Regions from separate parts of the Mus musculus genome. Here region 2 is linked to region 1. The links are chromatin loops, found by intact Hi-C in ENCODE. Cell type or tissue: left cerebral cortex. All regions are shown on one strand. Links, peaks and the distances in the headings refer to the core of each region. The heading gives the core; the rest is flanking DNA. Region 1 has its middle 24 kb from the start of Gm38647. Region 2 overlaps Arhgef4 (Rho guanine nucleotide exchange factor (GEF) 4).

The links. A loop is a pair of places that touch in the nucleus more often than their neighbours do. Peaks named below come from ENCODE experiments on the same cell type or tissue, not always from the same donor. Only the 100,000 strongest peaks of a DNase experiment are listed, where the experiment ranks them.
Region 2: a loop joins it to region 1, with 2.3 times the contacts of the local background. A loop is called at or near these places in 11 of 42 quality-filtered maps.

The regions. Positions count from the first base shown.
Region 1 is chr1:34,634,877-34,650,464 of GRCm38, reverse strand. It overlaps the pseudogene AA619741. Among named protein-coding and RNA genes, the nearest start is that of Gm38647, 24 kb to the left of the region's middle. In left cerebral cortex, for the core only: a CTCF peak has its summit at 7,824 (motif pointing left); a DNase peak (open chromatin) is centred at 7,803.
Region 2 is chr1:34,692,533-34,708,120 of GRCm38, reverse strand. All of the region lies in intron 1 of Arhgef4 (Rho guanine nucleotide exchange factor (GEF) 4), which reads right to left. Among named protein-coding and RNA genes, the nearest start is that of Gm32920, 11 kb to the right of the region's middle. In left cerebral cortex, for the core only: a CTCF peak has its summit at 7,244 (motif pointing right); DNase peaks (open chromatin) are centred at 6,508 and 7,245; H3K27ac peaks cover 562 bases.

The DNA of each region.
Region 1 (15,588 bases), core at 2,934-10,933:
TCAAATATTGAAACCTCTCCAGATTCTCTCCCTCCTGGGAGCTCAGAGAATTTTGAAGACCCATGGTTGAAACTATATTCCGAACTTAAAGAAGCTAATGCCCTTGATTTTCTTAATGAATTAGGTGATTCAGTGCACAAAGCTTTCTACAAGATGGGGAAAAAATCGAAAAATGATTTTACTGGCTGGCTGCTCTTAGTATCTGTGGAAAAAATGATGAATGAAAGGAAGGAGTTGTGTGATAAAATCGAAAGGCTCCAGACACAAGTAAACGATCTAAAAGTTGCTAAGTGTGTCCTTGAGGAGAATCTTCTCTCTTGTAGCAATAGAGCTCAAGTTGCAGAAAATCAAACAGAAACTCTCATTGTAAGGTTGGCTGAACTACAGAGAAAATTCAAGTCTCAGCCTCAGAGTGTGTCGACAGTTAAAGTAAGGGCTCTAATTGGCAAAGAATGGGATCCTACAACATGGGACGGGGATGTGTGGGAAGACCATGTTGAAGCTGAGAATTTTGAATCCTCAGATTCTCAAGGGTTTGCCCCACCTGAGGAAGTAGTACCCTCAGCCCCACCTCTTGAAATAATGCCTTCCCCACATGAGGAAATTAATTTTGCAGAGTCTGCTCACGGCCCACCAATAGTTTCTTCTAGACCTGTAACCAGACTCAAAGCAAAACAGGCTCCTAGAGGGGAGGTAGAAAGTATAGTCCATGAGGAAATTCGCTACACTACTAAGGAGCTTAATGAGTTTGCTAATTCATTCAAGCAGAAACCTGGTGAATATGTGTGGGAATGGATTTTAAGGGTGTGGGATAAGGGTGGAAGGAACATAAAACTAGAGCAGGCTGAGTTTATTGACATGGGTCCTCTGAGTAGAGATTCTAGGTTTAATACGGAAGCTCGCATAGTTAAAAAAGGTGTCAAAAGTTTGTTTGAATGGTTGGCTGAGGTGTTTATCAAAAGATGGCCTACTGGAAATGACTTGGAGATGCCTGATATTCCGTGGCTTAGTGTTGATGAAGGGATTTTAAGACTTAGGGAAATTGCAATGCTAGAGTGGATATATTGTGTAAAGCATAATTGTCCACAATGGGAAGGTCCAGAAGATATGCCTTTCACCAGCTCTATAAGACGCAAATTGGTGAGAGGGGCACCAGCACATTTGAAGGGTTTTGTTCTTTCCCTTTTCCTTGTGCCAGATCTTAGCATTGGAGATGCTTCTGCTCAATTAGATGAATTAAATTCACTGGGTTTAGTTGGATCCCGAGGTAACAAGGGCCAGGTGGCAGCATTGAATCGCCGGAGACAAGGTGATCCTAGTTATTATAATGGACAGCGTAGACAAAAGAATGTTTATAATAACATACCCAGTAATGGTCAGCACAGGAGAGGTGAAATTTATAATGGCATGACTCGCTTGGACCTTTGGTACTGGCTAATCAATCATGGTGTTTCCAGGAATGAAATACATAGGAAGCCTACTGCATATTTGTTTGATCTGTATAAGCAGAAAAATTCTCAAACAAATGAAAGAAAGGCTACATTAGATCGTGGTAAACAGCAATCTCGGCCAGTGAATCAATTTCCAGACTTGAGACAGTTTGCAGATCCGGAACCCCTTGAATGAAGGGGTGGCCAGGTTCCTCTGAGGAAGGATCTTGATAAGACACTCAAAGGTTTTGCTGTTACCCTTTCTCCAGTTCTTCCCCAGAGGGACCTACGGCCTTTTACAAGGGTAACTGTACACTGGGGAAAAGGAAATAATCAGACTTTTCGGGGTCTGCTGGATACTGGTTCTGAGTTGACACTGATCCCAGGGGATCCCAAGAAACATTGTGGCCCTCCAGTTAAAGTAGGGGCTTATGGAGGGCAGGTGATTAATGGAGTTTTGACTGATGTCCGACTCACAGTAGGTCCAGTAGGTCCCCGGACACATCCTGTGGTGATTTCCCCAGTTCCAGAATGTATAATTGGGATAGATATACTCAGAAATTGGCAGAATTCTCATATTGGTTCCCTGAACTGTAGAGTGAGGGCTATTATGGTTGGAAAGGCCAAATGGAAGCCTTTAGAGTTGCCTCTGCCAAAGAAAATAGTGAATCAAAAACAGTATCGTATTCCTGGAGGAATTGCAGAAATTACTGCCACTATCAAGGACTTGAAAGATGCAGGGGTGGTGGTTCCCACCACATCTCCGTTTAACTCTCCTATCTGGCCAGTGCAGAAAACAGATGGATCATGGAGAATGACAGTTGATTACCGAAAACTAAATCAGGTAGTAACTCCAATTGCAGCTGCTGTACCAGATGTAGTTTCCTTACTTGAGCAAATTAACACATCTCCTGGCACCTGGTATGCGGCTATTGATCTGGCAAATGCCTTCTTCTCAGTACCTGTCCATAAGGACCACCAGAAGCAATTTGCTTTCAGTTGGCAAGGCCAACAGTATACCTTCACAGTTTTGCCTCAAGGATATATTAACTCTCCTGCCCTGTGTCATAATTTAGTTAGAAGGGATCTTGATCGTTTGGATCTTCCACAAAATATCACATTGGTGCACTATATTGATGACATTATGCTGATTGGACCAAGTGAGCAGGAAGTAGCAACCACTTTGGACTCATTGGTAACACATATGCGTATCAGAGGATGGGAAATAAATCCAACCAAAATTCAAGGACCATCTACCTCAGTGAAATTCTTAGGAGTCCAGTGGTGTGGGGCATGCAGAGATATTCCTTCTAAGGTGAAAGATAAGTTATTGCACCTGGCCCCTCCTACAACCAAGAAAGAAGCACAACGTTTAGTGGGTCTATTTGGATTCTGGAGACAACACATCCCTCACTTGGGTGTGTTACTTAGGCCTATTTACCAAGTGACTCGGAAAGCTGCTAGCTTTGTGTGGGGCCTGGAACAGGAGAAGGCCCTTCAACAGGTCCAGGCTGCTGTGCAGGCTGCTCTACCACTTGGACCATATGACCCAGCAGATCCGATGGTACTTGAGGTGTCTGTGGCTGATAGAGATGCTGTTTGGAGCCTCTGGCAAGCCCCTGTAGGTGAATCACAGAAAAGGCCTTTGGGATTTTGGAGCAAAGCTCTACCATCATCTGCAGACAACTATTCTCCCTTTGAAAAACAGCTCTTGGCCTGCTATTGGGCCTTAGTGGAAACTGAACGTCTGACAATAGGACACCAAGTCACTATGCGACCTGAACTACCCATCATGAGCTGGGTACTATCAGACCCTGCAAGTCATAAAGTGGGACGTGCACAGCAGCAGTCTATTATCAAATGGAAGTGGTATATACGTGATCGGGCCAGAGCAGGTCCTGAAGGCACAAGCAAGTTACATGAAGAAGTTGCTCAAATGCCTATGGTTTCTACTCCTGTTACAATGCCATCTGCTGCCAAGCATGCACCTATAGCCTCATGGGGTGTTCCCTATGATCAACTGACCGAAGAGGAGAAGACTAGAGCCTGGTTTACTGATGGCTCTGCACGTTATGCAGGCACCACCCAGAAGTGGACAGCTGCAGCATTACAACCCCTTTCTGGGACAACCTTGAAAGACACAGGTGAAGGGAAATCTTCACAGTGGGCAGAACTTCGGGCAGTACACATGGTATTACAGTTTGTTTGCAAGAAGAAATGGCCAGATGTACGATTATACACTGACTCATGGGCTGTAGCTAATGGATTGGCTGGATGGTCAGGGACTTGGAAAGATCACAATTGGAAAATTGGTGAGAAAGACATCTGGGGAAGAAGTATGTGGATAGATCTCTCCAAATGGGCAAAGGATGTGAAGATATTTGTGTCCCATGTAAATGCTCACCAAAAGGTGACTTCAGCTGAGGAGGAGTTCAATAATCAAGTGGATAAGATGACCCGTTCTGTGGACAATCAGCCTCTCTCCCCAGCCATCCCTGTCATTGCTCAATGGGCACATGAACAAAGTGGCCATGGTGGTCGAGATGGAGGTTATGCTTGGGCTCAGCAACATGGGCTTCCACTCACCAAGGCTGACCTGGCTACAGCTGCTGCTGATTGCCAGATCTGCCAACAGCAGAAACCAACACTGAGCCCCAGATATGGCACCATTCCTCGAGGTGACCAGCCAGCAACCTGGTGGCAGGTTGACTACATTGGACCACTTCCTTCGTGGAAAGGACAGCGTTTTGTTCTTACTGGAGTAGATACTTATTCTGGTTATGGATTTGCCTTTCCTGCACGTAATGCCTCTGCTAAAACCACCATTCACGGACTGACAGAATGCCTCATCTATCGTCATGGTATTCCACACAGTATTGCTTCTGACCAAGGAACTCATTTCACAGCCAGAGAAGTACGACAGTGGGCTCACGATCATGGAATTCACTGGTCTTACCACATTCCCCATCATCCTGAAGCAGCTGGGCTGATAGAAAGATGGAATGGCCTTTTGAAGACGCAGTTACAGCGCCAATTAGGTGGTAACAGCTTGGAAGGCTGGGGCAGAGTTCTTCAGAAGGCAGTATATGCTTTGAATCAGCGCTCGATATATGGTACAGTTTCACCCATAGCCAGGATTCATGGGTCCAGGAATCAAGGGGTGGAAAACGGAATAGTTCCACTTACTATCACTCCTAGTGACCCTCTAGGAAAATTTTTGCTTCCTGTCCCCATAACTCTAGGTTCTGCTGGCTTAGAAGTTTTGGCTCCAGAGAGGGGAGTGCTCCTACCAGGAGCTACAACAAACATTTCATTGAACTGGAAGCTCAGACTTCCCCCTGGTCATTTTGGGCTTCTAATGCCCTTAAACCAACAGGCTAAAAAAGGAATAACAGTGTTAGGAGGGGTGATAGATCCAGATTACCATGGGGAAATTGGATTACCTCTTCACAATGGTGGTAAGCAAGATTATGTCTGGAGTGCAGGAGATCCCTTAGGGCGTCTCTTAGTACTACCATGTCCTGTGATTAAAGTCAATGGGAAACTACAACAGCCTAATCCAAGCAGGATGACAAAGGACGCAGACCCATCAGGAATGAAGGTATGGGTCAATCCTCCAGGAAAAGAGCCAAGACCTGCTGAGGTGCTGGCTGAAGGTGAAGGAAATACAGAATGGGTAGTAGAGGAAGGTAGTTATAAATACCAATTAAGGCCACGTAACCAGTTGCAGAAACGAGGATTATAAAGTAATATGAATGCCCATTGTAAATTTACTAATGCGTTTGCGATTGTACGAGGGATAGTTATATCATGTTAGGCGTATTTACAACCTTGTTATTGTTTCATGTGAACATGAGATATTATTTGTGTCAAGTTGACAAGGGGTGGATTGTAGTGGCTATTCCTGGTTGTCAACTTGACAATATTTGGAATGAACTACAATCCGGAATTGGAAGGCTCACCAGTGACCCTTATCTGGAGGCTTGGAGATCCTTATCTGGATCTTGGTTTGAAGATCTTGAGCCATAGTGGCTATGGATTCCAGAAGATTGAATCTCCGAGTTAAGGAACACACCTTTAATCTGGGCTATGCCTTTCATCTGGGATTAAAGGTGTGGTGGAACACACCTTTAATCTGGGCTACACCTTTTGCTGGAGACAATATAAGGACATTGGAAGAAGGGAGTCTAGCTCTTGCTCTTGCTCCTTCGCCTGCTTGCTGCGTGAGACTGAGTAACTGCTAGATCCTTGGACTTCCATTCACAGCTGCGACTGAACCATTGTTGGGAATTGGGCTGCCGACTGTAAGTCATCAATAAATTCCTTTACTATTTAGAAATTATCCATAAGTTCTGTGACTCTAGAGAACCCTGACTAATACAATAGCATTCTAACTCTGCACTTTTCTTCTGCTGTACCCACATCCTCTGGGTGACTTCTTGATTCTCAGCATCTTGTCTTGCTGTGCCTGTGCCTCCCCACCCCCACCCCAGCCAGGCTACCTATAGGCAAGGTTCTCTTAGGGAGACTCGTACCTGATGCCCCAGGGATCAGGGCCCATCAGTGCTCACCCACAGCTCTCATTGTCTCTCCAGACAGTGTCTCCTTTCCCTGTACTGCCAGCTTTTGACTATTCTCCTCCTTCTCGTGGCTCTTCCAGGGAAGGTTGTCCACCTCTACATCCACGCTCAGACCCAGGTATAGTTCTGTCTTAGGGAGGATGTCACCAGTCCACTAGCTCACAGTTGGGATGGGCTTGAGGGTGCTCAGTGAGCCTTGTAGCATGGGAGCTGGGTCTCAGTGATAGCCTGCAGGACAAGGGGAAGCCTCTAGAGGTAGATAAGTTGCTTTTCTTTGAAATGAGTTTGACCTTCTCAGAAATGTTTCCATTCTGCCTTGTCACGTGCTTATGAAGGTGTGCTGCCTCAACTCAGAGGGTCCCTGTTCAAAGCAGGGAGTGAGCTGCACTTAGCAGGCCCGGAAGGGAGAGAGCGGTCAGTACAAGGCTCCTTGTTCCTATGATCTCATGGAGTGAGGCTACGATGGTGGGAGCTAATGGCATGCTTGTTCTGGCCTCTGTTCTAAATATGGCTCCAGAGGAAGGCTCTAAACGCTTCCAGAATGAGGGTGCTGCATCTGGTGGCACCTGAGGTTTGGGCTCTGGCAGCCCTTTTTGGTGGACACTGGGAGCAGAGAGCTGTCCCATGGTTCATAGTGAAGATGTTCCTTCTATATTTTCTATCACTCTATGGTAAGGTCATTGTATCTATCTGTCTGCTGAACAGCTGAGGCAGGGTTTTTTTGTACACACATACACACATATACATACACATATACACACACATGTACATACACATATACATACACTCACACAACACATACATAACATATGCACATACATACACATATGTACACACATACACATACACACACAGATACACACATATATATATACATATACATACACACATACATACATATATGCATGCACACAGAGATATACACACACATACACATATATATGTGTGTGTATATATATATATGCATGCATACATACATACACACATACATATACACACACATATATGTATATATATGTACATATACACATACACATACATACACGCACATCATATATTCTTCTTTTCTTTTCTTTCCTTCCCTTTCCTTTCCTTTCATTTTTCTTTCTTTTCTTTCCTTTCCTTTCCTTTCCTTTCCTTTCCTTTCCTTTCCTTTCCTTTCCTTTCCTCTTCTCTTCTCTTTTCTTTTCTTTCCTTTTCTTTTTTGAAGCAGGGTCTCTTGTAGCCCAGGTTAGCCTCAGACTCTCTATGTAGCTGAGTGGGACTTGATGACTTTGCACTTCGATCATGCCGTCTACACCTCCTAGGTTCTTGGCTTACAGGTCCGCACCATACCACACCCAGCTCTGTGAGGTTCTGAATGGAGAGCCAACCTAAGGCTTCCCGGACACTGGGCGAGCATTCTGCCAACTACTGATCTATGCAAGGTGGGGCTTTATTAAACTTGAAAATCTGACAAGCACTTGACAGAGTGGTTAGCTGGGCTGTGTGAGCCATCTTGTCCTGGAGTGACATCCTTTCTGAAGGGCTCCTTGGGCTGCACACACTCCCCTAATCTTACCCTATGAATCAGTTTCTATGCCTGCGTTTGGAATTACTAGAGTCTAGGTTGTGGCTACGCTACAATAGTTCACTCTCCTAGATGTCGCAAGTTTTCCTCCTCCAGGCCACAAAACAGGAGAGCATGTAAGTTCATGTTCTATGCAGTGAACTCATCCCAGTTAGGGCCAAAGGGGCCACAGAGAGCTGCATCTGGCCTCCGCCCTATGGCACTTAATATCACCTTCATTTCCCCTGGGCTACAGCGCCCTCGTGTGGCTGTCTGCGGAATAGCTTCGATTGCGGACTTCAGACTGAAGAGTCTCAGACTCATCTGAGCGCATCTTATTCTCAGAGCAGTTTAGTGAACCCAAGGGAGTGAGCTACTTTAACCAACTAAGTTGAATCACCTTAGTGTCTGCAGCACCTTCAGGCTCCAACAGTCAACTGCCCTGTACTGAGGGTCTGCCACGGCACGGACACTGCTGGTGGATAGAGTAACCAACTGCTTCCTGATAATACTCTGAGCCATTTGCGCAATGAGGTGAGGAATTTGGGGGGAATTTGGGAGGCTGAGGTGTTTAAAATGGAGAAATACAGTCTTCCATGGCCAGCTGTTAACCTGCAGAAGGTAAGAAAAGCAAAGACTGGGAAGTGCCAGTCACCAAGTTCAAGGAATATTTTGAGGTACCTGCCAGGGCTTACTGGGGTTCCTAGAAAGGTCCCAGAGTCTACGTTTCTGATGTTTAGTGATAAGAACTATCGTGATACCCCTGAGCACTGGCTTTCATGCTGAGTGATCACAGAGGGATTCTGCAAAAAGAAATGGGCTGCTGAGCTCTTCACAGAAGGCAGAGTGCCATTTGGTAGACTCAGCCCTCACACGATGGTGAGTGCAGGGTTCAGCTGCAGAACATGGTGACTGGATTTGTGAAGTTCAGGGCTCTACAGGCCACTCCACAGCCTTCTCCCACATTACTGATGGAGTTGGGACAGGAGGTCCGCTACCCATCAGCTGTGACTCTGACAAGTGCCTTGTGCCTGGTCAGGATGTTCTGGTCCCAGAAAGGCAGCCGGAACAACCCTCACATGATGGAAGAAAACAGGCTTTCTGAGTTGGCTGCTTGTCACTGAAAGTCTTTTTTTTTTTTTTTTGTAAAGATTTATTTATTGTTATACATAAGCACACTGTAGCTGTCTTCAGATGCACCAGAAGAGGGCGTCAGATCTTATGATGGTGGTTGTGAGCCACCATGTGGTTGCTGGCTGGGATTTGAACTCAGGACCTTTGGAAGAACAGTCAGTTCTCTTAACCACTGAGCCATCTCTCCAGCCCTTGTCACTGAAAGTCTTAAATGAAGCCACTGTGAAGTGCTTGCCACACAAGCATGGGGAACCAGTGTGAACCCAGTGTGCCTTGCAGTCTCAGGGCTGGGAAGGCAGAGACAGGAGGATTGTGGGGACTTGCTGGCCTGCTAGCCAACTATTATTAGCAAACTTTAGGCTCAGTGACAGACCCTGCTTCAAACAGTAAGGTGGACACCCAAATGTTGAGATCTGGCCTAGACACACAGACATAGACAGACAGACAAGCAGACACCCACACACATAGACACACGCATGCATCACAGTCCTCCCCTCCCCACCCATAGCTCACATTCACAATAAATACAGGAAAGCCAGGGAGCTTGTTCAGGGTATGGATACTCACTCTTTTAAGATAAGATGTGATATATAGAGAAATGGAAACACAAGTTTGTTTAGTTTTGGACAAAATGGGGAGGGTGAAAAATATGAACCCATCTCTCTTCTCTGCAACAGTGTTGCGACTTAGTGGAAGGCAAACACACTTGGGGCAGGAAGGTCTTCCTTCTGGCACTGGAGCATAAGATATCCTGGAGGGATTCCATTTTGACAGACAGGATAAAAAGAGGCTCAGTCTGGGTCCTGGGCTTGGGGGAGGGAGTCTGAACTGAAACATCAAGATTAATACATGAAAGAAACCAGTCTTCGAAAGACTGGAGGCTCTTCCTCACCCAGTGTGGTGGTTTGAATACACTTGGCCCAGGGAGTGGCACTATTAGGAGGTATGGCTTGTTGGTGGAAGCATGTCATTGTGGAGGTGGGCTTTGAGACCCTCCTTCTAGCTGCCTGAAAGACAGCCCCTTTTTGTTTGTCTTTGAAACAAGATGTAGAACTCTCAGCTCCTCCTCTTGCACCATGTCTGCCTGGATGCTGCCATGCTTCTTGCAATGATGACAATGGGCTGAACTTCTGAACCTGTATGCCAGCCAACTAAATGCTGTCCTTTATAAGAGTTGCTGTGGTCATGGTGTCTCTTGACAGGAACAGAAACCCTAACTAAGACACCTGGGTTCTTCTAAGAACAGTGGATGCCAAAGGCCCTCAAACTTCAAGCAGAAGAGAGGACAGTTGCGGCAGGATTTGTTTCTGCTCACTAGTTCACTCTTGTTCTTGGGAACACCCTTCCTTTCTTAATGAGCTACCCCTGTTCTTATTTCTAATGGTTTCCTCTAAGAAACTTTTATTAATGAAACTGGGAACCGAAAAGGAAAGCTCCTGTTTCCCTGGTAACGATCCTAGGTCCCTGGTCAATGGACCAGCCAATTAAAATGCTCACATCTTTTAGAAGTTGTCTGTGAGATTTACTTTGCCTTGGTATATTTCAGTAAAGATCACTGTGATCTTGATGGCGTCGATGGCCTATTGTCTTCCTGTCAACCACACTTTTGTTATGACTGCTCTGGTACCCAAGCCCCATGTTTTCCCTAAACCAAAAACTCAGGCTCTAGATCTCATTCGTGACTCAGTTAGACACTCACATAGCAGTTTCTATGTGCCACGCACAGGTCTAACCCAGTTTATAACGGCAGTTTGTGGGACACGAAGGTGGGGCAGAGTGAGGCATCGTCTCAGCTGTTTCCCAGTCCTGTGATAAATCACAGCGACCAAAAGCAAACTGGGGAGAAAAGGGGTTTTATTTTAGCCTGCAACTCTCAGACTCCACTCCATCACTGAGGGAAGTCAGGGCAGGAACTGAAGCAGGCGCCATGGAGGGATGCCATTTGATGGCTTGGTCCTTATAACTTGCTCGGTTTGCTCTGGACCACCTGCCCAGAGACCAATCTTTTGGTGGCATTTTCTCAGTTAAGGTTCCCTCCTCCCAAATGACTGTATCTTACATCAGGTTGGCATAAAACTAACCAACACCACCGCCCCCCCCCAAAAAAAAATTAAACTCATCAAAATTTTATGGTCAGTAAGGGTCATACTTGGAATTCAACCTCCTCTTGAGACAGAGTTCCCTCTACAGGCCTCCCCCCACCCCCCCACCCCTCCACCCCCCATACAGAAAAAGTGGTGGGAGTGAGGGAGTTATTCCTGTGACTTGAAAAGGAATCAAGTAATCTGAGAGATGAAGCTTTCTACATAGCCAGCCTGGCTTCTGGTTAGAGGGGTGTGATGACCCCTCCAAAGTGACTTGTGGTTCTTTACAATGCCTTCTCGACCACCTGCTGCTTCTGCTTCTTTAGGTCCATGCTGCGACTTTAATTTTAGGCACTTTTTTTCTTTTATTATATGTCAGACCCAGAGGGCAGAGAAAGAAAAACAAAACAAAACAAAACAAAAACAAAAACAAACAGGCCTGGATCAAGATGGGTAGGGATGTCGACAGAGCTGGGGACTTCTTCCTTAGTGATCTCACCAGCCCCTTCCTCCCTCTGGAAGATCATTCTGGCTGCTCGGCGTCATCTTTATCACATCCCAGGGACCCTCAATCCTGTGGGACACGGAATGACATTTGAATTCAGCATGCACAAAAATAAAAAAAAATAAAAATAAAAAAGCGTGTCTAGCGAGGAGGTTATCAACAGATGCCCCTGTGGCAGGAGGGCGCATGTTTATACTGAGGACTTTATCTGGCTGACCGATGTATTAGAAGTGCGTTAATACAGTGTGTTGTGAACCAGGAGTCAAATTATCCTGAGCTGTCTATCATCTCTTTAATAACCATCCACTGACCATCTCTGTCTCTGGCTTATTCTTGCTTTGACTGTGAAGCAAAACCTTCAGTGTGTATTCTTAGCAGACCACTGGCTTCCACCAACCCGGAACAAGAACGCTAACAGAGAGCCTCTGAGGCTGATCACAGAGACTTCCTGCTGTACTGGAATCCATTTGCCTGGTGTCCCCCATCAATATATTTGAAAAAAAATGCCTTGCTCATGAATTTTTTGCTTTGTAACTAAAACGTTCACAAAACCACTTCTGTGCTTAAGTGTGTTATTTGGAACAACCTGTTATGTGTAACTGTCCTCTGAGGCAAGCAACAGTCATTTGGGGAGTTTAGTTGTTCTCCCTTGCAGGAGATCATCCTAACTAGGTTGGTAGAACAGAGGCTCAGAGTAGAACATGAGATTCTTACCTGAGGATCCAGTTGCTCCCAGCCTCCTGGTCACACTGCGCATGGCCTAGGGCAGGGGATGGAGCATATATAGGTGTGTGTGTGTGTGTGTGTGTGTGTGTGTGTGTATACATGTATGTGTGCATATGTGTTTGCATGTGTTGTGTGTGCTTGTGTGTGTGCATACATGCTGTAAAGAGACACCATGACCAAGGCAAGTCTTATAAAGGACAACATTTAATTGGTTTTGGCTTACAGGTTCAGAGGTTCAGTCCAGCATCAGGAGATAATAGAAAGGTGGGAGCAGGGGACTTTTGGTATAGCATTGGAAATGTAAATGAGCTAAATACCTAATAAAAAATGGAAAAAAAAAAGAAAAAGAAAAGAAAGGTGTGAGCAGGGCAGCATCCAGGCAGGTGTGGTGCAGGAGGAGCTGAGAGTTCTACCTCTTCATATGAAGGCTGCTAGGAGTTGTTTGCCTTGACTGAAGGTGTCCCCCCACCACCACCTTGCAGGGTGGAAGTGGTTCATTTCCTACGCTTGTGGGGGACACATAGGTCTCATTGTTAAATCTTTATAAGCTGGGGTATCTTTTGAATGGTACAGAATAGACTTCATTTTTAAACTCCATTTTTTTATTGGTTATTTTATTTATTTACATTTCTTATGTTGTCCCCCTTCCCGGTCTTCCCTCCACAAATTCCTTACCCCCATCCCCTATGCCTCTATGAGGGTGCTCCTCCACCCACCCACTTCCACATCACCACTTTAGCATCCCCCTACACTGGAGTATCAACTCTCCACAGGACCAAGGGCCTCCCCTCCCACTGAAGCCAAACAAGGTCATCCTCTGCTAGTATGTAGCTAGAGCAAGGGATCCCTCCATGTATGCTCTGGTTGGTGGTGCAGGCCCTGGGAGCTCGGAGGAGTTGGGTTAGCTGATATTGTTGTTCCTCCTATGGGGCTGCTCCCTTCAGCTCCTTCAGTCCTTCCCCTAGCTCTTCCAATGGAGTCCTCAGTCTCAGTCGATGGTTGGCTGTGAGTATCTGCATCTGTATTAGTCAGGTGCTGGCATTTTCAACTGGAGTGTGAGAGTTTTTCTCTACTGCTTGTGTGAGTTTAAGAAAGGGTTCAGGCACCTCACCTCCAAGAAGTCACCTTTGTCCATCTTTGCACTGCCTGCAAACTGCCCAGCTTGCTCCTAAGTGCAGGGCCCCGGAACTCCTGTGTGTTAGATCTCAGTACAGATGCTGCCCGAGTGGTCCCCAGCAGCAGCTGTCTCCCCACCCTTATCATAGCCGACTTCCTAATTCTCTTTGACACAGGGAAATGGCTGACACCCCACTGAGAGCCTGTGTCTGGGCATCCATTATCCTTTCTTTCCTTAAAAGAGTCTAACAGGCGTCCTAGGTACTCAGACTCTGAGGTACAGGCACCCTCATATGACTCTGTGATCCTTATTTTTCCCTTGTGGAAGTTTACCATGCTCCCCTAAGCACCTGGACCCCAAGCAATCAGAGGGTCCAGGTGGCAGGCACATACATATGATGGGTACATACTGAATAAAGGGCCACATCTTTCCCCTGCAGACTGAGAATCAGAGACAAGCACACACGCGGACGATGTTAAGATAAATGCTAAAATAAATGCGGGTGAGGTATCTTTGGCGGGCCCGTGCCAAGGTATGAAATTACACCGCTGCCCAGTTCCCTGCAAACCAAAGGAGGGGAAAGAAGAGGCCACTGGGTCCCTGTTTTCTCCAGTCTCGGGGTGGTGGAGAGAAACAACATCCTGACTGCGGCCCCTGCCTGTTTTCTGCCAGGCCTAGGACTATGTGCTGCTGCACCTGAGTCTGAGACCCCAACTGGCTCTCACTCTTACTAAGAAGTTACGCTGCCAAGCTAGCTATGTAGATCTAGGGTAAGGCTTTTTGGGGGGAGGGGAGGGTGAAAGGCTATCGGCAGACAGACAGGGAGACGAAGGAAATGGAAAGAGAGAGACAGAGATGGAGAGAGAGCGCTGGAAGGAGAGACAGAGACAGAGGCGAGGGAGAGATTGGGGGGGGGGGGCTTTTACGCTCTGCAGCTGTTGGCCCTGGGTGATGATTTAAAGCTGCCTCTAGGTGCCTGATGGCCAACAGGTGGCATGGACCGCCTCTGAAATCCTTAAGGGACCTGTTGTGTGGGCCCTAGTACTTCCCAGTACTTCCACTGTTTGGGGCCCATTTAGCTTCATAGACCCTCCATCTTGTACTAGGCTGAATTCTAAGAAACAGCTAGCTTCCCAGAAACAGTTTCTGGACAGGACACTGATGCCAAGTGACAAAGGGACCTCCAAGCGGCTTCGGAAGAAAGGAAAGAGAAAGCCTGCTTTGTTGCCTCAGGAATCCCAGCAGCAGAAAAGGCGAGCTTGTAGAAGAAGAAGATCGAAGTTTTCACTGGAAGATGCTATTCCCCGAAGTGCTGGCACCTCAGCCTGGAGCACAACCCGCCAACTGGCCAGTATATTCGGCTTCACACCGGATGAAATTCAGAGTAGCTCGGGCCAGACCTTCTCAGATGTGGATTCCTCGGACGCTGCCAGCACCTCCCGCTCTGCCTCCACCAGCCTTTCCTACAGATGGACGGTAGGCAGGAGAAAGCTGGCAGCCAAAGCGCCCAGGACCCTGCGGGCAAAGCTTTGGGCGGCCGAGCTGGATAAGCACTTCGCCTCAGACAATGCAGAAGGAGCTGCGGGCCCTGAGCAACAGGATGAAGGCATCGACAGCCACACACCTAAAAGCACGAGTGGAGAGGAATCCTCCCAGTCCTACCTCAAGGCGTGTATCACCAACTACTTTTGTGCAGCCGGGCGCTTGGCCTGCGGGGAAGAGTGTCAGGTGTTGGCGCGGAGGGTCACCCCAGAAGGCAAGGTTCAGTACCTATTGGAATGGGAGGGGACCACCCCTTGATGATTAGCCCTCAGAGGCTGCCCAGTTCCCTGAAAACCAAAGGAGGGGCAGAAGAGGCGTCTGGGTCTCTGTTTTCTCCAGTCTCGGGGTGGTGGAGAGAACCAACATCCTGGCTGCGGTCCCTGCCTGTTTCCTGCCAGGGCTAGGCCTGTATGCTGCTGTACCTGGGTCTCTAAGACCCCAACTGGCTCTCTACCATTGTCTAGAGTACACTCCATACCCCTCAAACATTTTATTGGTTCCTCTGACAGTACCCTAGCTGTGTCCCCTGATCTGAGGCCTGAATCTGTTTTTCATTGTCCCCAATTCTCCATCTTTTGCACTCTGCCCTCTCACCCCTTCCAGGTGTTTTGTGTGGTCACACATCTCCCGTGCATGCGCATACGCTCATCTGTTCCCTCACTGGGCATGCTTCACTGGGTCCTCACTGGGACTACAGGGAGGGAAGGGAACCCTGGGGGTCTTCTACTTTCTCACTAGTACCCCTCACCCCAGGAGGGTAGGGATGCCTGAGAAAGTTTACGATGCCTGGGACCCAGAGGCTGGGGAGTGATGAGCTGGGTCTCTGCTGAAGGAACTGGAATCAGGGTCCTTTATTGAGGCTGGGAGGGGAGACTAAGGGAGTCAGGGCCAAGGCTCCCAGAAGTTTGCCTATTCCCAGCA
Region 2 (15,588 bases), core at 3,364-11,363, 57 kb before region 1:
AGGCCACTATCTGATAACTAAAGGTCATAAACTGGGAATGGGCAATTTATTGTAGGTGCAAGGAAAGAAAATAAATGATGGACTAGTCTATATAAGACTTCAAAATAATAAGACACAAGGCAGATGAGTTGTCTCTTGTCAAAGCCGTGCTAACTTGTAACATAAAAACTATTGCTTTAAACTTATAATGAACTTGTGGAGCCATAAAATACATTAATAAATGTTTAGTCAGGTACTAGTCTTAATGGAAAGACATGTAAACAATTCTGCTGTAACTCTTTAAGCCTTATCAACTTATAACATGAACTATTACCTTAAACTTGCTATGAACTTATGGAATGTAAAAATGCTTTTAAAACCATGAGATCGATTATCCTGAGAAGGTATAAAAACTAAGAACAACAATAAAAAATAAGGTGGAGTGTAACTCTTTTCTGCTTTATCCAGTATGCATGTCTGTCTGTCTGTCTGTCTGTCTGTCTGTCTCTCTCTCTCTCTCTCTCTCTCTCTCTCTCTCTCTCTCTCTCTCTCTCTCTCTCCCCTCTCTGGCTCATGAAGAGTTATGGAACTCCAAGCCCTTGCCTGGCCAGCAACTTTTGGCCCCTGAATAGCAAGAGATAGTTAAAGGGCAGATGCCATCAGCCTCTGGTCTGCCTATGGGCACACACCTCAGTACCTAAATGTCAGCACATGTACTGGCTAGTTTTGTGTGTCAACTTGACACAGCTGGAGTTATCACAGAGAAAGGGTTTCAGTTGAGGAAATGCCTCCATGAGATCCAGCTGTAAGGCATTTTCTCAATTAGTGATCAAGCAGGGAGGGCCCCTGTGGGTGGTACCTTCTCTGGGCTGATAGTCTTGGTTTCTATAAGAGAGCAGGCTGAGCAAGCCAGGGGAAGCAAGCCAGTAAGTAACATTCCTTCATGGCCTCTGCATCAGCTCCTGCTTCCTGCCCTGTGTGAGTTCCAGTCCTGACTTCCTTTGGTGATAAGCAACAATGTGGACCTGTAAGCTGAATAAACCCTTTCCTCCCCAACTTGCTTCTTGGTCATGATGTTTGTACAGGAACAGAAACCCTGACTAAGACAGCACAGGACCCCAGTACAATATTAACCATCACACCCCATAAATAAGATTGTTACTTGGCAAAAACAAAAAAACCAAACCAAACCCTGATTTTGTAGATGTAATTAGGAAATGATTTGGTCAGCCTGGAGATGTAGAAAACACCTTGGATAACAGGTCTGATTGTTTGTAGCCACTGTGATCCCGGCATCTGGCTCTCTTGCTACAGCTTGCCATGGTGATCCAGGAAAAAACCTACTCTACACTCAAATAAATGGATTGAGTCTGGAATCCACCACAGCCACAGTATTGCACATAGCCTTTGCCAGTTGAGCCAGATAAGGTGGTCAGAGCTTTGCCATAGTTGCGAGCTCTGACTTGTGTCACATCTGGCTGCCTTTGAGCATGCGATTACCATGCCCCATCCAGCAAATAAAGCTTGAGCTTTATCTCTAGGCCAGGTGATTAGTACCTTCAATTAGAACTGCAAGATCCTCTTATCATCTACTGTATCCTAATCCAGAGCGTAATATTGGGAGGGAATGGGATTTCTGTGTATCACGCACGGCAGGCAGCCACAAACTGCTCTTGCCTTCAAGTCTAACAAGGGTGTCAAAGAGAAGCACTAACAGGCAGCTTTAACAGCATGCGGGTTAGGTCTGTGTCACTGTAGCTGGCTCTTTAAAACTCCTCTGGGAGATGGTGAGACATTTGTACGTATGCCCGTGAGGGCTTTTTCTGAGATTAAATGAAGCAGTAGACTTGACAAGATCTAGAATAACCTAGAAGACAGGTCTCTGGGCATGCTGTGCAGGAGTTTCTAGATTAAGATAATTAAAGGGAAATGACCTGCCTTTGGTGTGAGCAAGTCTACCCCATGGGCTGGAGACTTGCACCGTTTAAAATGGAGAAATGGGTTAAGTAGCAGAAATCACCTCCCTCTGGCTCCTGACTGTGGGTGCAATGTGACCAGCTGTCTCCTGCTGCCCCTGCTACCCCAACTGTGAATCCACATAAACCCTTCCTTGAGTTGCATCTGTCAGATGTCCCATGCATGGGTGTAATACCAAATGGCCAAAGCCCTGCACATCCGTGCTGCCTTCACATCTACTGATAGAACCAGAACTGCTAATGGACAGTTATCATGAAGATGCAGCTGGTAAGAGTAAAGGCGGCTGCTGGGCAGCTCCAGTAGTGTTTTAGGGTACTGCGGTCCTTCCCAGGGGCCTCTACTCCTTACTCTTGAGGAGGGTACAGCTCCAGCCTAGAGTGTCTTCTTTGCCAGTCACCTTCCTGTCCTGCCCACTGCCTTAGTCTCATGGAGACCAATGGGCCCAATCTATGATCTGTAATTCGATGTCCAACCAGGACACTTAACACTGTTCCTCCCTCTCCTTGGCCATCAGCTTAGCAGCTGGATCAGTGTTTCACCCATGCCTAAAGCCATGCTCCATCCTTCAGGGTCAGATCACATCTCCCCTGTCAGCTTTCTGACATTTGAAAGGACACGGCCTTTCACCTCAGTCCCACACCTGTAAGGTAGCCACCACCTAAAGGAAGGGTTTGGAACAGTGTGTATAAACACACGAGGCACAGCCCAGCACACCACCAGCATGTCCCCCCTGCCACCATTTCTGTGACAGACTTCAGAAGACCCACCACGTTCCTGGCCTAGCTCGGACATCAAGAGAAGGGTTGTGATAATGGCTTCTTTATACCCGTGGATGTGAACGGGAGAAAATACCAACAAAACAAAAACGACTACTCTACAAATGAAAGGAAACCCACTTTCTGGTTTGTAGCATTTTAAGTATTAATTTCAGCACACATGGATGTGAGCCTGTCTTCTTCCTCCATCTGTACACATCTTAAGTATGTGGGCTGACAGCACAGGGGACCACTGGTTGGTTACAGCTAAACACAAATACAGCTGAAATAAGCCTGTTGCATTTGGCAGCATTGGGTTCATTGGCTCGTTTGGCCTTCCCACTTGCTTTATGTCCTATCTTAATCTCTTGTCTTTAACTAGCAGAGATGCAGCGCTTTAGAAAAATTAAAAAGGCTTTAAAAATTTGTGAGGTTTGAATGAGAATGGCCACCATAGGCTCAAAGATCGAATGCTTGGTCATTATTAGGGAGTGGCGTTATTTGAAAGGATTGGGAGGTGTGGCCTTGTTAGAGGAAGTGTGTCGCTGAGGGTGGGCTCTGTGGCCCGGAGTCTCTCACTTGCTGCTGCCCATGGATCCAGACATAGAGCTCTCAGCTACTTTTCCAACATTGTATCTGTCTGTATACTGCCATGCTTCCTGCCAGGATGACAATGGACTGTAAGCCAGCCCCAATTAAATGCTTTCTTTTATAAGAGTTGCCTTGGTCATGGTGTCTCTTCACAGCAATAGAACACTGACTAAGATAAATTAGAAAGGAACCAGCCAGCTCTGTGCCTGTGCTAAGCGTGCCGCTGGCCTGAGCAGTCCCTGTAAACTGACAGAAGAAGACAAATCGAGGGAGAGTCCTGAGTAAAATGACCTTATGGGTGAAGCCAGGTGTGGTGGTGCACGCCTTTCATCCCAGCACCCAGGAGGCAGAGGCAGGTGCATCCGCGTGTTTGAGGCTAGCTTGGTTTACAGAGCAAGTTCCAATACAGTCGGGATTATACATAGAAGTCTTGTCCTGAAAAACCTTAATAAACTAACTAACTAACTAACTAGTAGGTGTAAAATGGCCTGCAAGGGGTACACAGGAACGGTTAGATCTTCCCCCTTTTCTTTATTTTAAAAGACACTTTGAAACTTTATTTTGTAAGAATGTCTGATATAAGAACATGGGGAAGGGTTCTGTAGATAGCAAGCAAGCAGACGGATAGCTTGCCAATCAGTTCTCTCCTTCCAGCTGTGGGGGGTCCTGGGGCTTAAACTCAGGTTGTCAGTCTTGGTGGCAAGGACCTTACCTGCCGAGCAGGCTCACCATCCCTCCACCTGTCTTATTACACTAACAATATGAAGCTTGGGTCAAGCCAAGCGATGTAACGCAGCACATCAGCCTTCAGCTCAGGGACCACCGCGTGCGCGAGCCCCACAGCTCCACCTGAGACCCTTCAGCTCAGGGAACTGTTGCATGCATGAGCACCCGCGTGCTCGAGCACCATAGCTCTCTCCTCTATTTATAGCAGAGACTTCACATCAGTTAGTCAGAAAGCGGTGAAAAAAATTATCCCAAACAAACCTAGCCTCACAAATCAAACATCTTTAGATATTTAGACAAGCAGTCGATGGCTCCTGAGTTAAATCCAACCTGACATCTTTTCATGAATAAAGTTTAACTGGACACACAAGCCATGTGTTTTTGTTTGTTACAGCTGGTCAGACTACTTTGTGAAGTGCTCTGTGTCCACCCATGATTTTTGTCTTGAAACCTTAACTCCATGAACATATATTCGAAGACAGGGCCTTACGAGATAGAGCAATAAAGGTTATATGAACTCATCAGGTTGGGCCCAATGAGATTGGCTTGGTGTCTCTATAAGAAAAGAGAGGCCAGGGATGTTTGTGCACAGGCTACAAGTCCCGCAAGGATACAATGGGATGGCACTATCTATAAATCAGAAACCCTCCCTGAATGGCACCTCAAACTCGGACTTCTGTGTTTGGGCTGCCAGTCCGTGCTTCACTGTTATCTCAGCTAGCACTGACTGCGATCCAATATGATTAATAAATAAAAGGGACCACCCCTGTCTGTGTGTGTGTGTGAGAGAGAGAGAGACAGAGAGACCGAGAGAATGGGTGGGTTTGTACACGTGCATTTATACAGACTCCTCTAGAGGCCAGAGCTTAGCATTTACATTTTCTAGAGGCCAGAAGTTGTCACTGGAGTCTATCGCTTTCTACCTTTTTTTTTTTTTTTCTGACATAGAATCAGTGTTTCGGTTAGACTCACTGGCCCTAAAGTCCCTAGGGTCTGCTTCTCCCCTGCCAGCACCGGGATTGCAGGTGTGTGCCACTAACCCTGACTTGTACATAGGTTCGGGGGATCTGACTTCAGGCCCTCATGCTTGCGCTGAACACACCCCACCCACTGAGTCATCTGTCCAGCCCAACCCCATATTCTTAGACCTCGAGGAAGACCTTGAAGTAAGTAATCTGTGGATTGAAGAAGGAATCCCAATAAAACACAGATCATATCTTGAAAAGAATGATTTAACAATATGGCAAATGAAGGTTGCCTGGCGTGCAGATAAACCATTCCTTTGGGGAGCGGCCTGTGCCTGAAATACTAGAAAAGAGAGTCTCTGTAACAGTTAAGACTCTTTTTCAAGAGATTAACAGGTGAGTGGAAAGTCAAGTCGATCCAAACAACAGAAGGAAAATCACAAGCCTTTGGGTAACATCACAGCCAGCCACTGTAACAGAGCGCACCCAAGCCAATAGTAGTTTGCTTTTGTTGACGCTCTCTTATAAAAAAAAGGGGGGGTTGATTTATTTTATTTTATCTGCATGTGTATTTTTATCATGATCTATATGACTCTGGTCCAATTAATTATTATGGGATACAGAACCTGGCCAGCTCAGCGGGTGCCCTCTGGACTAAGATCAGTGCTTGTTACAACAATATTAAAAGACGTCAGTTCCTCTGAGGTGATGTGTAGATCCAAAGGATACCGATCAGAATTCCAGCAGGATTTGTATGCATTTTAAGGAGCTCCTAAAGTTTATATGGAAATACAAATGTCTTAGACTAGTTAAAACAATCTCAGAAAGGAGGTGTAAGTTAGGGTGGCACACTGCCAGGCTTGGGGTCTTCAAGGAGAGCGACAGTAACTGAAGCAGCGTGACATAGTGTGAGGACACCTTGTAGAACACATTATGACCCAAACCACATTATGACCCAAAGTTAAGCCATGCAGATTTACAAACTGTTGGTGCCAAAGGACTTTATTAGGGGAAAACAATCTTTCAATTGGTGGTGGCAAAAACACAACACACCTTTAGATTTTTAAGAAGTCCATCAAGGTGACTTAACCACTGCGAGAATTAATCCAATATTAAAATTTCTGGAGCATTTGGGAGGCTGAGGTAAGAGAAATTTGAGGCTAATCTGGGTTACATATCAAAAACCCTTTTCAAAAACTTCAATAGTTCCATGTAAACAAGTGACCATGCTAGCTTAGCATGTGCCAAGTATTAGGTTCAATTCCTAGAACCATGAAACAAATCATAAAAATACCATTTTCTGCCAAGGAAACTTCTAGCAGCTACCACCCCCCAACCCCCAGCTATTCAAGGAATAAAGAATAAAAAACCTTATTAAGGCACTCACTGGATGTGAAGCTCTTAGATTTAGCTAGGGGTGGCTGGCCAATGAGTCACATGGATCCGCCTGTCTCTGCACTACCTGTGTCTGCCTACCATCCCCCGCCCCGACACGCCCACACCTGGCCTTTTAAGGATGCTGAGGATCTGAACTGAGATAGATCTTTGGGCTTGTGTGGCAGGCATTTTACGAGCTGAGTCACCTTTCCAGCCCCTGTTTTCACCTATGCTCCTCCGTTTAGCTTAATAATAAAAAACAATCCCATTCCCACACACCAGCCAACCGGAGCCCTCCAAAAGGCATCCTTTAAGGAAATTCTTATTTGCCATGTAAGAAAGAAAAGGCAAAGGAGAATTAAGAGACTTATCTAATCCCTGCAGACAGAGCAAGTCATAGCAAGGCCACTCGCAAGAACCACGGGGAGGGCCGTCCCACCAGAAGCACTAGACGGCTACCAGATCAGCTGTGTGCTAACCTGTGCCCATTAGGGCTCCTTGCTTCCCCCCTCCCCAACTTGAGGAGAAAACCAGAGGACAGACTGCTTGCACTGCTGTCTCAAGGCTGGTCTGCAGAAAACAAGAGAGAAGTGAATGAGGCAGACACAGAAATATTGCGACTCGAGCCTCTAGCTTGTGGATCTTGGAGAGGTAGACAATTTGCTGCCCCCCAGACAGTAACACACTTGCTGACTTGTAAAAGGAGAACAATAGGAATGAAACTGCTTCCTGGTGAGAGGTGCCAGGAAGTCAGGACAGAGGTGGACAGCAGCCCTGATGTCCCGCTATGAAGTTGGAGCAGGTATTTCACTACAGCTTTCTCCAGACTCTCACCTCTCAGGGAAAGCACCAGGAACAGTCTATCGCCACCAGAGGGCACCAGGGATCTCGCAACAGTGTTCATTTATTGCCAAAAAAGCCTTGCTGAGGGGCTACCTCGGCTGCAGGAAAGCTCAGGACAATGTCACCAGTAGACGCCACACCATCAAATGCCCTACCCTCTTCCAAGCCACACTACATCTGGCCCTTGTCCAGTCACGTGAGGTTCACTTTTTTTCTGATCACGAGGGGTGGACTGAAGTACGTAAGACTGATTGAAATTATATTCATGTCCCAGGTAGTTCTACCCTTTGAAACTACATAAAAAGTGGCCACTTTTCACTCTCTTTGTTAATAAAATGGCGAACTGACTGAAACAGGCACCCACTGGTTCTCTAAAAAGCAGAGCCCACTGCTTGTGCTGTCTAACCTTCCCTGCAGATGGGAGGCGGTGCCAGGTCCTTCTAGTTGCTCGCTTGCATCAGAGTTGAAGCTAAAGACAGGCTTGGACTCTCACAGAGCTAACACCACTGGTGGATATGCTGATATGCTATCACAGCTGGGCGGCTCCCCGGGCTGGGCGGCTCCCCGGGCTGGGCTCTCGTGTTTTGAAGCTCTACTGAGAATGGGGAGAAGAATGAGCCTCATAGCCAGAAACAAGGTCGCTCTGTTTCATTTGCCCCAGTGGTAGATGTGAGAAATTTTATTCTCAGGGCTCTGAGGGCCTTTTTCCAGGATCTGGGAGAGCAGGGCTCAGTGTCCTAGAATGTTGGCACGAGTCTGTCCCTCAAGTCAGGATTCAGAGAACCTAATGCATGGACAGACAGGTGTCCGGAAATGTTGGAAAGTGCCACAAAGTGTGTGTGTGTGTGTGTGTGTGTGTGTGTGTTTTCATGAATAGGGTTTCCTTGTTTCCTCCAGAGATAAGACACTGAGGTTTAGAAACGTCTCCTGTAGGTTGGGAGATGACTTAGTGTGTGGGTGAAGCGTCGGATGTACAGGCATGAGGATGTGAGTTTAGTCCCTGTCTTAGTTAGGGTTGTACTGCTGTGAACAGACACCATGACCAAGGCAACGTTTAATTGGGGCTGGCTTACAGATTCTGAGGTTCCATTATCGTCAAGGCAAGAGCATGGTAGCATCCAGGCAGGCGTAGTGCAGGAGGTGCTGAGAGTTCTACATCTTCATCTAAAGGCTGCTAGTGGAAGACTGACTTCCAGGCAGCTAGGCTGAAGATTTTAAAGCCCACACCCACAGTGACACACCTCCAAAAAGGCCAAACCTCCAAATAGTGCCACTCTCTGGGCCAAGCATATTCAAACCATGACATTCCACTCCCTGGCCCCCATAGGTTTATTCAAACACATAAGTCCATGGGGTCAAATGGAGCCATAACATAATAAAAAGTTACATTTAGTCCAACTTCCAAAGTTCCCATAGTCTATAGCAGTCTCATCAATGTTAAAAGTTCAAAGTTCAAGTCTCTTCTGAGATCCATCCAGTCACTTAACTGTAATCCCCGAATCAAGACAGGAAACCAGCTGGGCAAACTCCAAACTCTGCATCTCCATGACTGATGTCAAAGCAGTTTTCAGACCTCCGATTCCTCTTGTTGACTGAAACAAACTTCTTTCTCCTGGACTAGTTCCACTCCCTGCTAGCAGCTTTCCTCAGCAGATATGGCTCTGGCATCTCGAAAATCTTAAGGTCTTTCAAAGCAACTTCAATGTTGCAGCTTCTTGTCCCAATGTCTGGGACCCGCACATGATCTTCTGGGCTCCTCCAAAGGGCTGGCATCACTTTTCCAGCTCTGCCCTCTGTAGCACTCTAAGCTCAGGTGGATCCACTCCACTGCCGATGCTGTTCATGGTGATCATACCATGGTACTGGCATCTCCAATGGGGTCTTCTGTTGCAATTACTCTTCAACAATAGTTTCTCATAGGCTCTCTTCATGGTGCCAAACCTTAAATCCTTTGCATGTAAGACCCCTTCAGTCCTAGGCCATCAACTACAACAGGCGCTGCACCTTCACCAATGGCCCTCCCTGGCCTTTCACAGTGCCAAGACTCAGCTGCTCTTCATGACCCCTTCCTTCATGCCTTCATATCCAGTACCACCTGGGTGATTCTTAAACATTACCAAGAACAGCTGCAGCATGAGGTACAACCTTGGCTATCTCTGGAACACAGCTTCTTTGGACTCTCAGAAAACACTTCCAAGAAGAGTTCACCTCAATGATGCTGGTCTCTTCTGAATCACCACTAATTTCTTAGCTCCAGCTAACCAGGATCAATTGTCCCAGTAGTCCATCCTAGTTTTCACTCTAAAGCCAGAGCCACGTGGCTGAAGCTGCTGTGTTCTGATGCTTGTTGGGGCTGGAGCATGGCCTGCCTCCTTATTCTATTACCAGCTTTTTGTTTTCCAACTCTGTCTGCATAGGCTTGACTTTCCAGGAACTTGCTCTATAGATGACCTTGAACTCAGAGATCTGTATAGCTCTGTCTCCTGTAATGCTGGGATTGGTGTGGTCCACCAAGCCTGGATTTAAGCTTTTCTTTACCTAGAACTTGCTTTGCTCCGGGCTGGCCTTGAACTCATAGATCTCTTTGACTTTGTCTCCTGGGATTAAAGGTGTGTACCACCGTGCCTGCATCTAAATTTAGCTGGGTGGGATCTTGCCCCCAAATCCCTAAATCTGTCATCTTCTAGAATATAGGATCAGTCCCATTTCACTTCCTGGTGCCCCTTTAATATATTTTATATTTTTCCTTTCTAAGCTAGCTATGCTTCTTTAAAATGTTCTTCATGTGACTTAACCAGAACAAAGTCTCTGCTGGGCTTTTTTGAGACTTTTTCGTCAGTGCAATTAATATAAATTGCTTTACCTTAGACTCAGGTGGACTCTTCTGACAAGGGCAAAAAGTATCTACATTCTTTACCAAAATAACACAAAAACAACCGCTAGACCACATTCTGAAATCTTCACTGAAACCTCTTGGGCCAGGGCCACACAATTCAAGTCACTTTCAGTAACAAAGTCCCGTATTCCTACTAGGATAGCCCATTAAGCCCCATTTAAAGCATTCCATGGCTTTCCAAATCCCAAGTCCCCAAATCCACATTCTTCTAAACAAAAGCATGGTCAGACCTATCACAGCAATACCCCAGTCCCTGGTACCAACTTCTGTCTTAGTTATGTTGTGAACAGACACCATGACCAAGGAACTCTTATAAGGACAACATTTAATTGGGGTTGGCTTACAGGTTCAGAGGTTCAGTCCATTATCATCAAGGCAGGAACATGGCAGCATCCAGGCAGGCGTGGTGCAGGAGGAGCTGAGAGATCTACATCTTCATCTAAAGACGACTAGTGGAAGACTGACTTCCAGGCACCTAGGCTGAAGATCTTAAAGCTCATGTCCACAGTGACACACCTCCAGAAAGGCCACACCTCCAAATAGTGCCACTCCCTGGGCCAAACATATTTAAACCATGACAGCCCCCAAGTCCCAAAAAACCAACAAACCAAACAAACAGAAATCTGTGTGGTGATCCACTGACATGTACCTGTAATTCCAGCACTGAGGCGCCACAGAAAGCAAAATGCCTGAGACTCTCTGGGTATCTGAGGCACAACAGCTAAGGTTGACCTCTGACCTCCACATTCACAGACACACTCTATGCACACACAATCTTTGGTTGAGGTAAGAAACAAGGCCACAGAACCTCTTCCTGGTCCCCATTTCTGAACAGCATCCTGAAGCTGGGGTCCAGGACATGCTCTCTTCAGCTGACGGGACTCCACCCCTGCCACAATCATTTCTGCTCCACCTGGCCACGCCCACCTTCCTTCCGAAGTCCCTGTTCCTTCTTCCTGCCCACACTCAGTTCTTCCTGAGACCCTGCCCCACTCTCAGGTGCTAAGTCTCAGCTCATCAAAGAGGAAGAATATTGTTTACTGCCTCTGAGCTGGGGAGGAAACGCCACACAAGAGAAGAAGCCTCAATAATTATGGAAGGAACAATGTGGCAAGCTTCCCTGCACAGAATAACAGCAGTGGATGGCGATTCTTCTCAGAGGCACAGGGACTTTCACATACTCCCCAAATTCCTCTTCAGCGGGCAGTTCCCAGAAAGGGATAATAGCTTCCTGGCTGCTGCCAGGCAACCCGAAGGCCAATGGGCTCTGCTTGCCAAACTAGGTTGCTGAGCAGGACCTCTTTCAGGCTTACTGAGCACACTCACTGAGGATGCCAACAAGCAGTACCACTCCAGCCCGGAGCCTCTGATCCCCAGGGTTAATGGGCAAAAGCACACACAAGACATTTTGTACCCTTTTCCTGTAGGGTTTGAATCAGTATGACCCAGTCATTCCCCAGCCTAGAGAGACCTGCAAATACAGTTTCCATGCTCTACTCCATCAGGGAGAACACAGTCCCTGGAGCTTGCCTACCAACCTAACTGCTTTCCCTGGTCTCACTTTGCTAGGATATAAAGGCTGTTGTTGGAGCTGGGGTCATTGTTCAGTTGGTGTTTGCCTCATATGGGAAGTATGGATGCCCACACACGTACACGCACACACAGACACACACAGGCACACACGTACATTCACACCCAGGTTATTGTTCTTGGTATGCTAATTTCATTGTCATTCCATCTCTGCTGATTAGTTATTATAGTAAACTCGACACGCTATGGAGTCACTTGGGAAGAGGGATTACAGATTGCCTCCATCAGATTGCCCTGTGGCTGTTTCTATGGAGCGCTGTCATATTGATAATTGATTTAAGAAAGCCCAGCATCGCTAGGTTGGTGGGTCTGGGTTGTGGAACACAATGAGCTGAGCACAAGCCAACCAGCCGCTTTCCTCCATAGTTCCTGCCTCTTCCTCTCCTATCTGTGTTCCTGCCTGGCTTCCCTCGATAAGGAACGGTGATGTGGAATTGTAAGTCAAGTAAGCCACAGCTAAAAACAAAACAAAACAAAACAAAACACCTTCATATGGCAGGCAGGAACAAACATCCAACACTCATCTCCTCCCCAGAGTAGGGACCAAGTGCCTACGAGGATTGCTTCTTTACCTCACGGTGTCCTCTCACCTGATCAAGAAGGGCACTACCAGCCAGTGAAGACCAAACAAAAGGCCTTCTTGCCCATCCACATGCTAGCTGCCACCCAGTGAGCAATGCTTTCTAGTAGCTTCTCTATTCTACAGACCAGCAGCCTTACTCCCCTAGCCTTCCCCTAGCCACACAGACCTTCCCAAGCCTCCAACATGGCACTTTTTCTCCTATGTCCTCATTTACTTATACTGTAAATTGTTTTCTTGAGATAACCTGACTCAAGGGTGGTCGTTCGGTGATGCAGCTGCCTTTGAGTCACCCCCTCCTCCTGTAAGTAACCCTTCATTCATACTACTGAAAGAAACCCCAACAGGCTCACTGGGTCATTAAGTTGGACTCCAGTGGTATCATTAACTTGGTCTATCATTAGTGCCCTATCTAGAATGAGTAGAGCTTTGTTTACATCTCCTCCAAGAGTGTCACACAACGGTGACCACCTGCTGTCTTCAATGACTCTGATTTTTATCTCTATCATAGCCTTCTGTAGTAGACTGAGAAGTACCTCAGGGATAGTGATTCACACACATTGTGTATGAGGTGTGTGTGTGTGTGTGTGTGTGTGTGTGTGTGTGTATGAGGTGTGTGTGTGTGCTTAGATAAGATCATGAGAACTGTCTTAATCAATGGTTTGGTGAATGATGAGTTAAATATCTTAGAAAACTATTGAGAGGCAGTAGAGGCTGTACAAAGTAGGGCCTGTTGAAGGAAGTAGGTCATGGGATGCACCTTTGAAGAACACATCTGGCATGGTCCCTCCCTGTCTTCACTGTTCTTCCTGAGAGTGATGACCTTTTCTTCTCCTACCTGTCATGAGCTAATGTGAACCTCCTTATCTTTTTCATTTAGTCTCCCAGACACTTGGTCACAGCTATGGAGAAATTACATTGTTTGAAAAAAAATTATTTTTTGACAGCTAATCTTAATTGTCAAGTTGACCACATCTGGAATGAACTTAAGTTCAAGCAACTGGGCATAACTTTGAGGGGTTACTCTGATTAGATCATTTGAGGTGGATAGGTCTGCTCTAAGTTTGGATCAGTTGAGGTCAGAAGCCCCACCTTACGTCTGGCCTACACCTGCTGGTGACAGCCTACATGAAAAGACATGAGAAGGAAGCGTTTGTGTTCTGTCTGCTTGCCCTTACTCTCACAGGCACGTTCATCCTGCTGTGGAGGCATTACTTTTCTGGTGTTAGAACCTACTGACCAGCTGAGACATCCAGCCTTGTGGATTGTACAACTTTTAGATTCTTGGCCTTTCTACCAGAAGACAGCCATTGTTGGACTAACTCAAGAACAGAAGGTAAGCCATTCTGATAAATCCCTTTTTAGTTATGTAGATGCATGCTGTCAGTTCAGATCCTCTAAAGACACCCAACCAATATACCTGGCATCTGTAAGAGTCCACATTCAATCTCCAATATAGAAAAAAAATCCACACGAAAGGTCCATCTCCAGGTAGAGATGGAGTATCCATACCTCACCCTACCTCTCCACTGAATGCAGCTATGAAGCTGAGAACTCTTTAAAGTAAAGAGTTAGAGGAACGTATAACACAAAGAAAGAATGGGTAGTTCTCTTTCCTGTGATCCTTTATGTCTCAACAGAGATCACAGTTGAAATTAGAAAATATTTTTGAAAGAAGTGGATATAAGAATAAAATCTGTGACAGAGGGCCGGGGCCCGTGTGATGGCTCAGCTGAGAAAGGCACATGTTGTCAAGGCTGACAAACTGAGTTTGATCCCGGGAACCCATATGGTAAGAGAGAATCAGTTCCTAAAAGTTGTCTTAGGACCTCCATAGTCACTCTGGGGTATGTGAATGCCAACACACATATGTACACTCAGACAGCACAATAAATACTTTTAAAAACAAGGAACCACTGATATCATAGATAAAAAAGGATAACAGAGGTGCATTATGGGTATGTCTGCGCCCATAAATTTGATTGCTTAGATGGAGTGGCTGAATTCCTGCCTAATAGGCACAAAGATAACATCTCTCTACCAACACTCAGAGGCAAATATCACATATGAAAGGGCACTGCAGAACAGCACCGTGCCCAGAGAGCTTCACCAATGAAGTTTAGCAAATATTTGAGGACGAAATGATACCCAATTCTTTACAGCATCTTATAGAAAACTGAGGCAGAGGAAACACTACCTAACATCCAATGAGGTCGGCATTACAAACTCAAAAAAGATGTGATCAAAACAAAAAGCCAGAAACCATTATCCTCCCTGTACACGGATGTCAAAGTCCTCCATAAAATATTAACAAAATCCTCAATGAAATATTAACAAATCAAACCCAGTAATGTGTAATAGGAATGATATACCACAACTGAGTGGGATCTGCCTCAGATATAAAAAGTTCCTCAGCATCTAAAGCTCAAATTAATGTAACTCTTCATAGCAAGAGGCTGGAGAAGGCACACCACCTGGTATGGCTTGGTGATTATCAATGGAACCAGAGAGAGCGTGTGCCGTTCCCATTACTTCAAAGTAAAAACTCTCAACTATTAGAACATAGGCTTTTACCCTAAACTTGATGAAAAACAAACAAACCAACAACAACAAAACACCTAGGGACAAGCCACAAGTAGCATCACACTTTATGGTGAGAAACCAGAAGCTATACTCCCAAGACTGGGGCCGTGTCAACAATGACCACTCTTCTCGTTCCCATTCAACATCCCTATTGGATATTCCAGATAATGCAATAAGGCAAGGCAAGGAAATAAAAACTGATAGGAATGAGATATCATGAAATACAACTTTGTTCAGGGGTCATAATTTTCTCTGCATGGAAAATTCCTAGTAATAATTGAGTTCAGAAGGTGATGAGATACATAGTCAACAAATAAAGCTAAAGACAAAGCCTTATGCATTGTAGTAGCAATATGCAACTAGAAATGAACGTGTAAACACAAACAATATCCATGATGGACCCAGAAGCTAAGTGCTTAGGCATGAACGTGCCACGGCCACTTTCTCCTTTCTAGTTTCTCCATGTTTCCAGAGCAATCCCTCTGGCGTGGACATTGGGCACACTCTCTTTCCTCTCTCTGGCGTGGACATTGGGCACACTCTCTTTCCTCTCTCTGGCGTGAACGTTGGGCACACTTCCTTTCCTCTCTCTCTGGTTGTGGATGTTGGGCACACTTCCTTTCCTCTCTCTCTGGTTGTGGATGTTGGGCACACTTCCTTTCCTTTGCTTCCCCCATGAATTCCTTCCCAGTAACAGCCTTTGCCTAGGGGCAAAGAGGAGGTCAA